Regions from separate parts of the Homo sapiens genome. Here region 2 is linked to region 1. The links are chromatin loops, found by intact Hi-C in ENCODE. Cell type or tissue: MCF 10A. All regions are shown on one strand. Region 1 overlaps ZNF365 (zinc finger protein 365). Region 2 has its middle 59 kb from the start of ZNF365.

Region 1 (2,500 bases):
AAGAGAACAAATTTGAATGCAACACCTTTTATGATTGTGGCTGTATTTTTCAATCACATATTTTGCCACTGTTTCTACATGAAACTTTTAAAAATTAATATTAATGCTGATATTAATTTTTAATATTAATTTTAATACGCTCCTGGAATGTTATGCCATGTCACAGAAAAGAAGGATCTTTTTTCTAACTTCTCTCAACCAATTATCTTGTGCCCTGAAGCTGAGAAGTTAATACCTTCTGTATTTTTCAACCAACCTGGCACAAACTGCTAACCTAATTTCAGTTTGTAGATGTATTACATCAACTAGGGTGGAAAAAAACAGTTAAAACAAGCTTGATGGTATCCTATGATTTTGTTTTAAAAGACAGGTTAAACACAAGAGAAAGACTGGAGAAGTTCATCATACTGAGATTGTGTAGGGTATCTTTGTTAGATGAAAAAGGGATCAAAACCAAGTGACTAATTGTGGAATATCATGTGTGTACATCTCAGATCCACCGTTCATTCACATCCTGTTCAGTCTGGATGAATATCCAGAACCACCTCTTATTTCCCCAAAGAATCTTGGGGTTTTTCTGAATGGAAAAGAAAAGGGGTTAAACACATTGCATTTGTAACCTCTTTCATAATTACACTCCAAACAATAAAATATCCATTCAAAGTGCAAGACAGACCAATAGATTTCAACGTAAGAAAGTACAAAATGTTCACTGATATGGTTTCAGATCCCACATTGCAATGACTCTTTAAGAAACTACCAACTGTCACATTTGGCACAGCATCAAAGCAAAATATCCATGATTATCTGAGAAGGCTATTAAAATACCCCTCCATTTCCTACTATGTATCTGTGGGAGACTAGATTTTCTTCATCTGTTTCAACCAAAACAACAAATTTGCAACAGACTGAATGTGGAACTACCAAAGTCCAGCTGCCTTCTATGAAGCCACACATAAACTTTTAAAACAATACCGCTCTTTTCACTAAATTATTTTTGGGAAAACAGTTATTTTTCATAAAAATATGTTATTTACGTTAGCATATAATGGATACATGTAGTGAGAGAGTCAAACAATGAAAGAAGGAAATACCGAAATAAACACGTAATTACAAAGCTAGTTAAAAGTGACTAAGAAGAAGAATAATATGATGCTATCGGACAGAACAGTAGAAGACTTGTGTGGTTTTATTTCTGGTTCTCAACCCTGTGACTCAGAATACAGTGTGAAAGCTGGAAGGCCAGATGAGAAGATAAGGGCCAACCTGAGTGAAACTCAATCAGGGTGTGGGTGCAGACCAGTGTTGGGGAAATTTAACTGGTTCTAAGCCACTTCCGGCCCCATCTTCGACTTCTTCTTTATTTAAAAAAAAAAAAAAAGGCCAAATATTATTAAATCAGAGGTTTTAGGCTTCAGTAGAAAACATGCTTATTTAAAGCAATATTTGACACTAAAAAAAAAAATACCAGTACAATATAAGAAACTGACCTTGAAGCTCATTATTATGCAGAATGATTTCCAGATCTGGAAATCTGTCAGATGGATAGGTATCCAGAAACCAACACAGTAGAAGAGGAGCAATGAGGGAAAAAGCCCTTTCCAGAGAGCCAAACCTTCAGTTATATCCATTCACACATGCGTTCATTAATTTACAGGATGACCATATGGTCTGAAAAATAGATAATATTATTTCATTTTTTACAGATGGAATCCTCTCAGTTACTTCTTCTGAGATGGGTTAAAGACAGGTTAATTCAGAAAAATCAAAGACATGCTATCATGTGACCAATACACCCTAGAAGCATGTGCAGAGAGTAATGGAAATATGCGTTCACGCACTGTGGTGCTCACTGCAATTTTGCACAGGCATTGAACTATGCATTTTAATGAGTGACAACACGTTGATCCTATCATGTATTATAATCTACTATCAACAAACCATTTCTTATGTCTATTTTAACTTCCTTCATTTTTGCACTGAGCCACACTTACTTTTGGATATGCTGTTCCCTCTGCCAGGGTCATTCCTCCTCCTCTTCCCAAGCCCCCACAATTAATTATCAATTAACTATTCCTCTAACCTCAGACTCTCTTGCCAGGGAGTATTCTCAGACACATGCCCAGGTGTACATGACATGGCCTACTGTGTTTTCCACAGAAGTTTGTACCTTATCACCATGCACATCACAATGAACCAGTGTGCCATTTCCCCATTTGACCATAAAATCAGTGAGTTCAGGGACCTTGTGTGCTCCTTCACTGTCTGCAAGTACCCCCTGTACCTAACCTGAGCCCAGCACACAATACAGGATTAATGCATTTCTGCTGAATGCATGAAATGTGCAACTATATCTCTACTCGAAAATCATTAACCAACACAGAGATCCTTAAGTTTCTTTTTTCCTTTTTCCAGACAAGTACTGGGGCATAAAACCAATGAGTAACCTACGGGTACCTCCTACAGGAGTAGGGGGTGGGATCTAAAACTGATGCCTCTC
Region 2 (2,500 bases), 49 kb before region 1:
GTTTGTAAGCATTGTGATAAAGTTGCACATTAGCCCCACCAAAACCTCTCCACCCATCAGTTGATTTGTTTTTCATTTGATTGTTGTTTCTCCAATTTACAGGGAGAAAAAAAAAATAAGGTTTGCTGTGTTGAAGCACCACTGAGCAATCTTAGACCCGAAGCATATCTTACTGATTATCTAATTCAATGTTTCCCAAACTTGTCTGAACAAAAAAATCACCCAAGGTGCTGGTTAAAATATCAATTCTCAGGCCTCACCCTGCTGATTCGGATTCCGACAGGTTTGGGTGAGGCCAAGTGCATTCAGATTTTTTTAACACGTGCCCCAGGTGATCCTTATGTTCAAGCAGGTTTAGGAAACACTAACACACACATTTTCATTTACTAGCAGAAGAAACTAAGTCTGAGAAAGCCCTGAAAGTACATCTGGGTCACACAGCTCACTAAGAATCTTCAGTTCCTGGACCTGGATTCTTTCCCTTGTACCAGCCTGCCTCCACTAAATCTCCATCCCACTAAAAAACTATAAAAATACACACAAGGAAACTAAGCACCCCCAAAACGCCTTAACTTCCTCTGTATTTCCAAATGAAAATGTTAGCTGACTTATTTCAATATTTCCTTGTTGTGAAAACATTTTTTTTAACTCCAATCATAATGTGTGTTTGGCCTGGATTGGGGTCCAGGATTTAAAGGCAAGCTCTACCGATGCCATCTCAGGATGCTCTCAACCTGACTTGGAGCTCTGTGGAGTTGACCTTCTGCTTCTTAAATCCAAATCTGGATCGTCATCAAGTATCACTTGGTTTATCTGGTGAGTAAAGAATCCAGCGAGGTAGGTGTTCAGAGCCACTTTTTCATCATCAGGAACTAAAAGCAATTACTAATCTGTTTTCACTAATGCAGTCCATCTGTGCATGAGCAATTTGTGTGGTTTTCCTAAGAAGGACATCATATTCTCTGTTTTTTTAAATGCTTAATACTTGCAATCAGAGGGACAGAAATATCCAGCCAGCCCCAATTCTTATAAAACAGAGCTGAAAGCAGGTGATTCAGCTGACTTTAGATGACTCAGCCCGCCTCGATGGCCAAAGTTGGTGAGTCATTTGTCTACTGTCTGAGAGAATTCATTTCAGGAACCCAAATTTCAGGGGCCTCCAAAACTCATTAAACTGTTTAGTAACTCATTACTTCTATTGGAGTTATTGTAGCCTTTCCTTTACCTCAGTTTTTATTCCTGTTCAAACAAATCCAAATCAAACTTCATATCAAGCAGTAGGTTCTACAAGGAACAGTCCATGATCTAGGATGAATTTGAAGTTCCTTTTGGTTTGATTTCCCTGATAATCTGAGTTTTTAGGGAAAACCCAAAGTGTGGAGTGGTTTTGCTGTGGACAAATCCTTAAGTTTGTTAAATCTCATGATAAATGAAAAGTGAGAGGAGTTAATGCCTAATTTGGGTTTACTGGGAAAGATCTCCATGTACATTTTAGGGCTTTCAAGAGAATATTCTGGGGACTGAAACTTTTTCATATTATTTGAGATAAAGAAGTGGTCTTCTTCCTGATTTTCATCAATCTTACTGATATATTTGGAAATCTTTTAGGGCCTGATACTTATCCTAATTGGCTCTTGCAAAATTGCCCGTCTTCTGTCATTATAATAATGGTAATAGTTGCTATCATTTGTTGTGCATTTACATTTTACCCAACATCAGGCTAAACTGAAAATATGGAGGTATTAATATACTCACAATGGTCTTAAAAGGCAGTGGTCTTTTAAAAGATTTCAAGGTATTAATTGTTTAAGTAAGGGGCTTAGAAAAAGAACCCAGGAAATGTCAATGGTCAATCCATCTGTGCTAGGTTTGTAAATACTAAGGTACCCATTTCAGTGAAATTCTTCCTGGAAATCAGACTCCAAGACAGAAAAACAGAAGTCCCTCAAACTATAGGAGCAGCCCTGACCTGCTGTCATTCCTAAGGTTGCTTCCTGCTATGGAAGATTGAATTCAGGGTTGAATTAACAAAGTATTGGCTCAAATTACTTCTGAAGCACATGAGTAAAATGTCTGGGACCAAATGATGGAGACAATATGGGAAACAAGAAACTGCTCTCCTAAAAACTGCTCTCCTAAAATATCTTATTTGCCCCTCAGCTCCCAGCAATGCTAATCCGGACAAAGGCTGGACCCCTCACCTCCAGAGCCCATGTTCACAGGGCCACGGCTTGCAGGTTTAACCTGCATCCACTCATGAACAATACTGCTGGAAGTCTCAAGTGGCAGACAAATCACAGTAAACCAGACTAAAAAATAGCTTAAACATCTTCCAACACTTTATTTTTACAGATGTGAAAGCTGGGATCCCAAAAAGTGATTTGCCCATGCTCACAGTATGTTTTTGTGACCAACTGTAAGTTACCTCAGGTCTCTCATTCTTCTTTCAATACCAAACCCTGCCTTTGTCAGTTTTGGATCTCAATATCACTATTGGAGT

The links. Peaks named below come from ENCODE experiments on the same cell type or tissue, not always from the same donor. Only the 100,000 strongest peaks of a DNase experiment are listed, where the experiment ranks them.
Region 2: it touches region 1 in a loop (2.5-fold over the local background); 8 of 110 quality-filtered maps call a loop at or near these places.

The regions. Positions count from the first base shown.
Region 1 is chr10:62,382,989-62,385,488 of GRCh38, reverse strand. All of the region lies in intron 2 of ZNF365 (zinc finger protein 365), which reads right to left. Among named protein-coding and RNA genes, the nearest start is that of ZNF365, 9.9 kb to the right of the region's middle. RefSeq lists an enhancer at 674-1,873. In MCF 10A, no CTCF peak of the experiment used is centred here; a DNase peak (open chromatin) is centred at 1,218.
Region 2 is chr10:62,431,895-62,434,394 of GRCh38, reverse strand. It overlaps a transcript of ZNF365 not described here. Among named protein-coding and RNA genes, the nearest start is that of ZNF365, 59 kb to the right of the region's middle. In MCF 10A, no CTCF peak of the experiment used is centred here; a DNase peak (open chromatin) is centred at 1,074.